Linked DNA regions of Homo sapiens: region 2 is linked to region 1. A link is an interaction called in ENCODE POLR2A ChIA-PET data of the cell type or tissue named here. Cell type or tissue: OCI-LY7. All regions are shown on one strand. Each heading gives the region's core, and the rest is flanking DNA. Links, peaks and the distances in the headings are about the cores only.

Region 1 (4,000 bases), core at 1-4,000:
AATAATTTTAAAAACTAGAGGTGGGTAAAAATAAAATACATACAAGTCTAGGGTCTTATGATTTGGAGGACTAAGCCAACATATCATCTCTTTATTTATATATTTTTCCAGAACATAAAAGTCACCTTTGACCTATATTAGGCACAGACTATCAATTTTTCCAGGCTCTCTACCATACCAGCTATGCCATCTACCATAAGCCTGGAAATACCACTATCAAAGCTCCCCCTACCCCCCTCCCAATGTAGAACAAAGAGAAATGTAATACAGTAACCTGTGCTTTCCAAAGAATAAAATCTAAACTCATTTTGAGTTAGTCTGGTTCAGGGTCCTACATAATTAATTTTACTGAACTTATACACGTGCACACACACACACACACACACACACACACCCCACACACATACCCACATACCATGTTCAGACTGTTTTACTTAAAATCAGACACAAAAGAAAATTATTTTCACATTTGAAAGACAGCTGGCAAGAAAATTATATAGAGATTAAATAATTTCACTCATCCATCTAAATCTACTTCTTACATTATCCAAAGCTCTGCTTATATGGGCAGCTTGAACATACACTTTTTAATGAGTTTAAAGATATTTTGACTTGCTTATCTTTTTTGAAAGCTTACCCAAAAGTTCACAACCAAACACTGGCCCAGTCCAAAGAGCCCTTACTAAAGCAATCAGTGAATGAAAAAGTGCTTTTATTAGTTCTTAGTATCCTAGTTGTAGCCATAGGCTACTTTAAAACATTTCCAAGTGATGAAAAGGGAAGAGACAACCATATCTAATTTTAAGCCCATTTTAGTAAAATGTAATTGAATATTCTCTATAACTTAAAACATTAACATTAAAAATGCTCCCCTCTCCCCCCCTTCACTAAGCCCATATATGCATTTTTTCATAAGACACCTGAGGGTAAAATTATTTGTGAAAGATTTAGAAGGAAAACACTGAGTTTCTGACATAAACCAACACTGTTATTCATTAGTGTACCTTTTAATAATATTTATCAAGTATCTTACAAAGATAGCTCCTATTGAAACTTTCCGAGTTTACTCTTTTTTTTTTAGAATATATAAAATCCTCTGGCTTATAGATTTTTTTGTAGAAACACAGTAAATTATTAACATTAGGTAATTAATTTAAAGAATAGAACTCTTGTTTAGCAAAACAAAAAAGTATTATTTTAAAACACCTAGTCATGTGCTTGCTATAAATCAACCAGAAGTACAGTGCATTCTTTGGAAAATGTATAAATGCATTCTTTTAAAAAATAGTGATTTATTTCATGAATCCACACAAGGTCAAAATTCTAGTTTGATTGGAAACAGATGGTATCCCAGAGAAGTCAGGCTCTGGACCTGAAACTCTAAACAGGAAATACGGCCCTTACTAGCTGACTGCTTCCCTAATCATTACCAGAGCTTCATACTTGTTATTTTTATGAATATCCTAGATGACTTTCATCTTTTCCTTCCATCTACAAAGCATCAAATAATTCTCAATACATATGTGTGTATATACATATTTTATGTAAGGATTTGTTCACAATATACGAAAACATAAAAACAAATGTACTTTCAAGCTCATTGCTAGTAAAGATATCAGGCTAATAACAACTCAGAAACTCAAGTTTATTTTCTACACTATCTTAAAAATAAAATGAAAGCCAACAACTATTGAGTAGCTATGTAGCAGACAGGACTTTACTGACACTACTTCTAAAGAAATCTACAATCTAGGCTGGGCGCGGTGGCTCATGCCTGTAATTCCAGCATTTTGGGAGGCCGAGGCGGGTGGATCACCTGAGGTCAGGAGTTCGAGACCAGCCTGGCCAACATGATAAAACCGCGTCTCTACTAAAAATACAAAAATTAGCTGGGCATGGTGGCGGGTGCCTGTAATCCCAGCTACTCGGGAGGCTGAGGCGGGAGAATCGCTTGAACCCGGGAGGCGAAGGTTGCAGTGAGCCGAGATCGAGCCACTGCACTCCATCCTGGGTGACAGGGCAAGACTCCGTCCCCCCGCAAAAAAAAAAAAAAAAAAGAAATCTACAATCTAATACATTGCATAAAAGGATAAAACAAAACCTCACAGATTTTAGTAAAAAGCGAGTAATGTATACTGCTTTCCTTTAAACAAGTGAGTTAGAAGCTATACAAAGAAAAAGGCTTACCGTTTTCCCATTGTAGTAATACATCAAAGAATTGCTGCCCATTCCAGGGACAGGATAAGCACAATACATGTTGATTTTGAAAATGTTACTATTTGTAGCTAATGCACACAGCCTCTCTCCAAGACATATATCCACACAGGCAAAGGGAGTAAGTCTTCAGTACTATGCATTCACACATGGATCTACTCAAAAGGAACTTATGCAAAATAGGACTGAACCAACTCACAGAGCACAGAGGGAGGGTTTATGCTGTAAGTAACCTCTTTCAATTTCCATCAAGTCCTTGCATTGGTGGAGGATACCAATAAGACAAAATTTGAGGTATTAAAAAAATGCAAGTCACTTTTAAGCGCTAAATAAATATGCCCTGAATAAAAATAACCCAAGAAATTATTAGATTTGTCTCATATATACATATATACACACACAAAAGGAAGGCATACTGACAGATTTTCTGCTAATCTGTTTTTAGTTTTAATTAAATTAGAGCACTTGTGGCAGAGAAACCTAGCTTGCTACACCTCCAGCGTTACCATCTGCCATGGTCTAAAGTTGCTTCAACTTTGATAAACACATGATCAAGTAATCAGGAATTGGAAACACTGAATCATGTGTAACAAGAAGGATCTAGACAGTTAAATCTTGTACAAAATCACTTCCTGGAGAAAGCAGACCATCATGCAAATACCTCTTAACTAGCTAGAACAAACCATACTTTAAGCTACAAAAATTATGTTGAGGAAAACTGAAAGGAACACATTTTATTAAAAAGCTTAGTCCAAAAATCAGATAGATTATCTTGAAACTAAATTACCTGTTTTTAAAATGGAAACACTTAATAATACAGATTTTCAGTTATAAAGCTCCTTGAATTCTTCATACACAACACCAATCAAAAGTTTATAATGTCCTGCAATAGGACTGTTCTTAAAAAAAATTCACACATCTTTCATATAAAGTATGAGAGAATAAACTAAACAGTTTCCTATAAGTCTTTCCTCTAAGTTTATTATTGTTCTTAATACTTTGTATATTCATATTTTTATGCTAATGCTCACATTTCTCAGAAAGGAAAAATAAGAAGTGTGGGAATAAATGTCTTACAGACATTTCTAACTCATACTTCGAAGTCAAAAGGTTTTAAAAGTTGTCTACAAAAACATGTGTCTCTTACACAGACACGTTTTGCTATTTAAATGTTTTCCAATCAATCGTTTGCTGTAATTACAACCTGGAAAAACAGAATAGCAACTTTCCCTTTTTGTGTCATTTCCCTTCATCAAAACTTCTTTGTACTATCCTTCCCTCTATGCCTTGTAGGTTCTAACGGGATTGTATTAATCAGAGGAGAGCTCACAAGCTGCAAAAGGGGGCACATCACTTTTTTTAAAGGTACCTTTCATGAAGCAGAAATCCTCTGTGAAATATTCTAGGAATATACTATAAGGGACCCCCTATCCCCCCAACCTCATTTTTACTAACATATTGATCAAATTATAGTAACGAAACTAAATCAGACAATAAGGGCAACTAACTTCACAATGTTTTAAAAGCTGATAGTATTGGAACAACAATAAAACCTCCCCACACTCTCCAGATATAGAAAAGGCTAAGCAGCAGCTGCAAAAGAACATCGCTGTACAGCAGACTATTAAAATGCCAGTCTGCGGAGTGGTTTGTAACTTCCTCCCTCCTGAGAGACCACAAAGACCCATTTCAATCCTTGGAGAACTGTGTAAAAAGCTTTGATTCACAATTAACAATAGCATGCCTTAAAACCATTCAAGTAAATTTTAGTCTTCCATACACAGTC
Region 2 (8,531 bases), core at 2,815-6,814, 450 kb after region 1:
CTAATGTTATAACCATTGTTTCAAAGCCTGGTAGGCCGAAGTTCACTAACCAATATTTGCATGTTTGCATGGGGCACGAATGAATAGCATTTGCAAATTCCATGTTTAAAGTTCCCTTGTTTAGAAATCTGACTTGCTTGATTTATGTCTCCTTAATCTACTTAGGCGAAGACCTTTCCTTGTGTTTTAATATCAAATAGGCTTTAGCATAGACTGGTCTAACGGGACTTTGCTATTGGTGGAGGCTTAATAGGGCATCAGGAGATTATAAGTAAATTTCATTAGGAAGCTACAATCTCTACCTCAGGAAAGATTACATATATATACGTGTGTGTATATACATACATGTATATGTGTGTGTGTGTGTATATATATATATATATATGTAAAAAAGTCAAACATATATACTTTGTAGGGGGTCAGGATATCCCCAGCTTTGCTAGAGGAATATTCTAGAAATACCCTGCAGGGATTACCTGAAGGTTTCTTATATTCCATCTACTGTTCACCTCCAGTTATGAACAAGCTACATAAACTTAGAGCCCAGGATTGCTTGGATAATTGAAGTTTTCCACTTTCAAGCAAACAGCTGAAAAGATCATGGCTAAATATAATTATTGTTTGGACAATGGATTTGATAGACAATAAAAGAGCATATTAATCACCTTTGACTGGTAGGTAATATTAGTTGCTGGTAAGGAGGGGAATTAGGTGGCTGTACTGGAGTTGTTTTCTATTTTTTAGAATTCTGAATTTCTGTCTAATTGTTACCAAAGAAGTAAACTATGAGTTATCCCAGAGAAGGGAAGCTTTCCTAATTTGGCAGACTCTAAAACAACTAAAAGGAACCCTCCTTAAGATGAATGCAGTTAAAAAACAAATATAGTCAGAGGGTTATGAAGATTTCTGTTCATAAATTTATGGGTGTTTGCATGTGAATAACCATGAGAATTATTTGAAATTTGTCTTAAAAGCGTTGCTGCTAAGAAGCAGCATTCTGACTCAGGCGATCAGGGAACTATGAATAGGGTAGGAACTATGAATAGGGTAGGACTCCAAAGAGAGTGGGAGATAGCCCAGAAATAGGTTGAAAAAAGAGGAGGCAGCCTAGGGTAAGGGCATTTCCTTTAGCCACTCCAGGCTAAGGGAATTCACAGATTCTGCAGAAAATATATTACATGTAAACAACAGAATCACACATTGCTTGCTTATTTATTTACTTATGAATAGGTAATGAATTAACATTTCAAAATTCTGACTGCTCAAGAGTATACAGCAACACATTCTCTTCAATTCCAATACAGCGACCTACTTTCCCTCCTCACAGGCAACTAATATTACCAAAATCTTATATATCCTTCAATGCAATATGAGCAAATATAAACATACAGTTTTGCCTTTCATGCAAATGATAGCATTCTATATACTTTGAAGCTTGCTTTTTTTTTTCACTAAACTATACTTGGAACTTACTACATATCAGTAAAACATTTACCCTTCTTTTTTCAGCAGCATGATATTCCATAGAATGGATGCATTATAATTTATTTGATCAACTTCATCTTGATGGATATTTATTTGCAATCTTTTGCTATTACAAAGAATGCTTCAAAGACTTTTCTAGAACGTATGTCATTTTGCACATATGTAACTAATCTGCAGGATAAATTCCTAGAGGTAGAATTACTGATTCAAAGAGTATATGTGTTTGTAATTTTGACAAATGTTGCCAAATAATCCTACATAGAGGTTGTACAATTTATGTTTCTAACAGCAATATATGAAAATGCCTCTTTTGGCTGGGTGCGGTGGCTCACGCCTGTAATCCCAGCACTTTGGGAGGCCGAGGAAGGTGGATCACGCGATCAGGAGATCGAGATCATCCTGGCTAACGTGGTGAAACCCCGTCTCTACTAAAAATACAAAAAATTAGCCGGGCGTGGTGGCGGGCGCCTGTAGTCCCAGCTACTCGGGAGGCTGAGGCAGGAGAATGGCGTGAACCCAGGAGGCAGAGCTTGCAGTGAGCCGAGATCCCGCCACTGCACTCCAGCCTGGGTAAGAGAGCCAGACTCCGTCTCAAACAAACAAACAAACAAAATGCCTCTCTCACACACTCTTATTTATGCAGTGTTGCCAAGCTTTGTTATGTTTTCCAATTTGATGGGTTAATTGTAATATTTCAGTTTATTTTATTTTTATTTTTATTTTTTGAGATGGAGTCTTACTCTGTTGCCCAGGCTGGAGTGCAGTGGCATGATCTTGGCTCACTGCAGCCTCCGCCTTCCAAGTTCAAGTGATTCTCCTGCCTCAGCCTCCCGAGTAGCTGGGATTACAGGTGCCCACCACCACGCCTGGCTAATTTTTGTACTTTTAGTACAGATGGGTTTTCACCATGTTGTCCACGCTGGTCTCAAACTCCTGACCTCAGGTGATCCACCCTCCTGGGCCTCCCAAAGTGCTGGGATTACAGGTTTGAGCCACTGGATCTGGCCAGTTTAATTTTAATTTGCATTTCTCACTATGAATGCAATTGAGCATCTTTTCATATATATTTGAGAGTCCTTTTTATTTCCTTTCATGTAAACCATTCACATTCTTTGCTCATTTATCTTCTGGGTTATTGGTTTGTCTCTAGTTTTATTTTTTTTTAATTCTTATAGATAAAAAAGTTGGGACTTTGTGATATGAATTGCAAATGTTTTCCAACTGTTTCCACAGAGTTCATGGATATTAAAAATTTCTTTGCCTTTATCATTTGAATAATAATTTGGATGATATAAAATTTTGCGATCATACTTTTTTTCATGAAGATTTTGGGGCATTTCCCTATTGTCTTCTAGAATTGAATATTACTGTAGAGACATCTTATGTCAGCTTGTTTTGTTTTTACCCTGCATAGATGACTCATTGTTTTTGTCTGATTGTTCAAAGGATTCATTTTTTTATCTTCAAAGTTCAGCAGTTGTATTAGGATATGTCTCAGTGTTGGCCATTATGCATCAATTTTTCCTGAGACCTGAGATGCCCTTTCAAAATGAACATTTTCTTCCACAGTATTTCAAATACTTTTTCTAATTCATTACATAGAGATTTTGAATAACTGTATATTGGATTTCCTTTGCCTGTCTTCCCTACTTATTTACATTTTATCTATCTCTAATTGTTTTAAATTCTATTTACTTTCGTTAATTTTGCTTGCTTTTCTTATTGCTAACTTCTATGTTTCTTTCTGTATTCTCATCAGTATCTAGTCTCCACTGTGCTACTTCTGATTTTGACTCCATTTCTATTTTTAAGCCACTTTCCTGGTCTCTCCATTTTCCTGAGTCTTTTTTTTTTTGAGAGACAGAGTCTTGTTCTGTCACCCAGGCTGCAGTGCAGTGGCACAATCATAGCTCGCTGTAGTCTCAAACTTCTAGGCTGAAGCGATCCTCCTGCCTCAGCCTCCAGAGTAGCTAGGACCACAGGCATGTGCCACCACACCCGGCTACTTCCTGAGTCTTGTATATCTGCTGTATGTTCTTGTCTTTTTAAAACATTGGTAAAATTACATAGCATAAAACTTAGGATTTTAACCATTTTAAAGTGTACATTTCTGTGGCATTATGCACATTCACCCTGCTGTGCAACTATCATTGCTATCCATGTTCAAAACTTTTTGGTCTCCTCCTGTTGAAACTCTGTACCCATTAAATGCTAATTCTCATTCTTCCTTCCCCAAAGCCCCTGGTAACCACAAATTTACTTTTTGTCTCTATGAATTTGATATATCATATAAGGTATCTCATATCTCCAGGTATCTCATATAAGTGGGATCATATAGTATTTGTATTTCTTGTGGCTGGTTTATTTCACACAGCACAATGTCTTCAAGATTCATCCACATTGTAGCATGTGTCAGTTTCCTTCCTTTTTTTTTTTTTTTTTTTTTTTTGAGACAGAGTCTTGCTCTTTCGCCCAGGCTGGGCTGCAGTGGCGCTGTCTTGGCTCACTGCAAGCTGCGCCTCCCGGGTTCACGCCATTCTCCTGCCTCAGCCTCCCGAGTAGCTGGGACTACAGGCGCCCGCTACCACGCCCGGCTAATTTTTTTTGTATTTTTAGTAGAGACGGGGTTTCACCATGTTAGCCAGGATGGTCTCGATCTCCTGACCTCGTGATCCGCCCGCCTCAGCCTCCCAAAGTGCTGGGATTACAGGCGTGAGCCACCGCGCCCGGCCAGTTTCCTTCCTTTTTAAAGCTGAGTAATACTCCATTGTATGTACATATGGGCTCTTATTTTATACATAGATTTCTTCATTAACTGTTAAATCCATGGCAAAATATTTGCTCGAAACTTTCATCTGCTCCATGGAAATACTTCTGTGATCAGAGTTCACCTATATTTATTTTTTTCTGTTCCTTTTCTCCGTGTGTGTGTGTGCGTGGTGTGTTCTCATCATACATATATATAATGTATACATATACACACATATAAAATGAATATATATAATGTATATATACACATATATAATAAATATATATAATGTGTGTATATATACACGCATATATGTAATGAATATATATGTGCATTCATTCTGGATGGTTTATTCTTGATTTCTCATTTTGGATGAAAGGGCTTTTCTTGACTAGCTACTTGTAAATGGTTCATATGATGGAGATGCTGGAGCCGTGTCCAAGGCTAGCAGCTCTCCTTAGGGACCCCAGCAAAGTGTGAGAGTCCATTTAACTATTACCTCTCCCCAACTGACAAAGATAGGCAGCTCTACGACTCACACCAGGCTCTTTTTTTCAATCCTCTGCCTCATCAACAGATTGTTTCTTAAAATATGGCTTTATCACATGAGTCTGTTCAGTCCTACCACCTCTACTTCTCAGAATCAAATGGTCATGGATGCTTCTGTCACCACCCCACCTCCCCTGTTAGGACACATGAGGATTAGAGCTCTGCATCTTGGGAGTACTCCACATCTTGGGGTAGTGCCAGTTGTCTCAGGGATTTGCATTTACAGGCATCTCCTTCTGCTTCCTCCCACATCCTGTTTGTTCTTCATTGCTTTTGGCAGCCCTTCTACCTATTTGTGGCTTAAAGTTTCATATGCATCCTAGCTTGTGTTTCTGTTTCTCATTCTTCTTTTGGGTGATTTCCTAGAGCAAAAGGGGGAAATGCCAATTTTTACTTCATTATATTCAAACTGGAAATCTGTATTTAATTCTTCTTCCATAGCTTAGGATAAGTGATTCTCAAATAAATGTATTATCGTTTTTATAAACCTTCAAGTTAGAGAAATTTCAGGTAAGATTATTTATATTTGAACCAAGAAGACCCAGCTGACAATTGCAATCACAAGCATGATGATGAGAGGGCAGACCAAGAAGCAGCAGCCTCGCAAAAGGAGGCCGGCACTGGCTTATTCCTAGTTGTGTATGTCGCATGCGACACCTTTATGTTCTCTGAGTCTATTGTCATAACCATCGATATATTTTCTATCACTCCATCTTTCCTACAAGTTTCAGATTTGAAGGAAAACAGCTGTTACTAGCCAATACTGTGATTGTGATCTAAGCATAGCCCTTGCAGCTGGGCATGGTGGTGCATACCTGTAGTCCCAGCGAATCCAGAGGCTGAGGTAGGAGGATAGCTTGAGTCCAGGAGTTTGAGACTAGCCTGAGCAACATAGCAAGAACCCCATCTCTCAAAAAAAAAAAAAAATGACCCTCCACTTTCTTCCAACTAAACATATTTGCATACGAAAAACTTGACTTTAGCTGGGCACTGTAGCTCACGCCTGTAATCCCAGCACTTTGGGAGGCCGAGGTGGGCGGATCACCTGAGGTCAGGAGTTCGAGACCGGCTTGGCCAATATAGAGAAACCCTGTCTCTACCAAAAATACAAAAATTAGCTGGGTGCGTTGGTGCAAGCCTGTAATCCCAGCTACTCAGGGAATTGCTTAAACTTGGGAGGCAGAGGTCATAGTGAGCCAAGATCATGCCACTGCATTGTAGCCTGGGCGACAGAGTGAGACTCGGTATTAAAAAAAAAAAAAAAAAAAAAAAAACCACCAAAAACCAAAACCAAAACAACAACAATAACAACAACAAAAACTTGAACATCTATGAGTGTATAGCAGGGGCTTGCTCCACTGTGAAGACCCTGCTGACCCACATTCAGGAAGGCCCTGAAATGTACCTCTGATCTATGTACAATATGTGAAATCTCATCAGTAATAATTTACTGTTTTGTGTTATTAGGGCCTCTTTTAAAATGCCTATATTTCTTTGAAAATAAGCAAGTTTTCATTGACATCTTTGTGGAAATTACTTTAAAAAAACTGTTTCTAGAGGAAGGAACATTGAGAAAGGAAACAGAGGAAATGGAAATTAAGAAACATCCAAGATAAACATTACTCTCTTAACAATCTGATGTAGCTTGCAAGTCAAGTTGCTACTCACATTATTTTACTAATAGTTATATTAGTAAAATTATATAACCATACCTGTAGGGAAACTAAATGTAAAATTTGGTAGGTAAGTACTTCTGGTGAGAAGGCAAAAACTTTTAAAATGCCTATAAGTAATGCCTACATTCGTTCCTTATTTTATGGAATTTTTAAGCCTTTCATTCCACACTAAGTCCAGTTGACCTTATTGTTCTTCCTAGAGCATACCTCTGCTCTATGGAAGCTTAGCTACTGTTCTGTTTATATCCTGTGAAGGAATACTGGCCAGACCAGCTAGTTTAAGGGAAATTAAAAGAAGCTCCACCCTGGGATTTTGCAATATCAACAGCTCTTATTTTATATGAAGAGTGATGTTAGGATTAGAATTAAGCTTTCCTGTACCAGGCTGGCATGGATAGTTGTTGCTCAAAGTCATAATTATCCAGTCATTTCATTTTTAGAAATGGATTTTTAAAAATAAAGTGACAGAGAAATGTGGATGTTCAATATGATCTGAATCCAGCAAAGATTCTAATGTAAAAAAATAAGCTTTGTGAATTGGAAACTATCATCTGACAGAAATCCTGTTTTGATTGACAGCCTCATATGGGTATAATATAATCATCCATACATTATGTATAAATTTACCATCATTTCCAAAGCCAAGCAGAACACATTGTTACTCCTTCTTAAAAGTACTCTTAATCCTTTGGCTTATACAACTGGAGTGATACTGCCAAGACAGCTATTTGAATTTCTTGTCTCATAAACAGAAGCACTTAGGCACAAATACTTGCAATAAGAACATATTTTGCAAGCCATTTTATTAATAGTTATGGTTTTGGAAATGATTAGTTAATAAAAATTGCGCCTATAATAAATATTGTGTTCTTATAACTTATTTATTCAGTGATCATTCACTTAATTGAGAATTTTTCCAGGATCTAGTACTTTTTTTTTTCTTCCCTTTTAGTCATTTTACATTTTAGTACTAAGATCAAGAAAAAGGAAAATGATAATAGCCAAAAAGGTATAAACAATCCAAGTATCCATCAACTGGAGTGGATAAATAAAATATGTATCTCCATAAATGGAATATTATTTAGCAAGAAAGAGAAATGTAATACCAATACATGCTATGACATGGATGAACCTTGAAAACATTATGTAAAGTGAAAGAAGCCAGTCATAAAAGACTGCTTACTGAACTGTATGCTTCAGTTTATATAAAATGTCAGAATAGGCAAATCTAGGGAGACAGAAAATAGCTTAGTGGTTACCTAGGGCTGGGCAGAGGGCAGCAGGATGGGAGTGACTGCTAAAGGATATGAGATTTCTTGTTGGAGTGATAAAAATGTTCTAAAATTGATTGTGGTGATGGCCGTACAGCTCTGTGAATACACTAAAAATCATGGAATTATATACTTTAAATGGGTGACCTATATGGTTATGTGAATTATGTCTAGCTTAATCCGTTAAAAAAATGAAAAAAGGAAAGTGAGATTCTTATATCAGTCACATTTCTAACAGTCATAGGGAAAAAAATCTGATGGCATTTTGATATGGAGTATCAATGAAAACTTAACAATACAACAGGAATTCTTACAAGCTCTAAAAATGTTTTATCTAGCAAAGTATTTTGGCTACTTTAATGCCCAGTTAAGTGTTTCCTCACTGTATTACTAGTCAGGTTCTCTGGAGAAACAAAATCAATAGTAGGATGTGTGTGTGTGTGTGTTTGTGTGTGTGTGTGTGTGTGCATATTTATATTGATATTGGTCTCAATATCGATACAGATATACACAGCCCCACACCCCCACACACACCTATTTTTTTTTATTATTATACTTTAAGTTCTAGGGTACATGTGCACAACGTGCAGGTTTGTTACATATGTATACATGTGCCATGTTGGTGTGCTGCACCCATTAACTCGTCATTTACATTAGGTATATCTCCTAATGCTATCCCTCCCCCCTCACCCCACCCTACAACAGGCTCCGGTCACAAACACCTATTAAGACCAATATCAATATAGATATACAGAGAGAGAGAGAGAGAGAGAGAGAGAGAGAGAGAGAGAGAGATTTATT

What was found. ChIA-PET counts read pairs that join two places held together with the same protein. Peaks named below come from ENCODE experiments on the same cell type or tissue, not always from the same donor. Only the 100,000 strongest peaks of a DNase experiment are listed, where the experiment ranks them.
Region 2: POLR2A ChIA-PET joins it to region 1 with 5 read pairs; 1 of 35 experiments calls an interaction of 5 or more read pairs at or near these places.

Annotation. Positions count from the first base shown.
Region 1 is chr15:57,217,778-57,221,777 of GRCh38, reverse strand. The region is part of intron 8 of TCF12 (transcription factor 12); the gene reads right to left. Among named protein-coding and RNA genes, the nearest start is that of SNORD13D, 59 kb to the left of the region's middle. In OCI-LY7, for the core only: no CTCF peak of the experiment used is centred there; a DNase peak (open chromatin) is centred at 2,407.
Region 2 is chr15:56,761,902-56,770,432 of GRCh38, reverse strand. No RefSeq gene overlaps it. Among named protein-coding and RNA genes, the nearest start is that of ZNF280D, 33 kb to the right of the region's middle. In OCI-LY7, for the core only: no CTCF peak of the experiment used is centred there; a DNase peak (open chromatin) is centred at 5,022.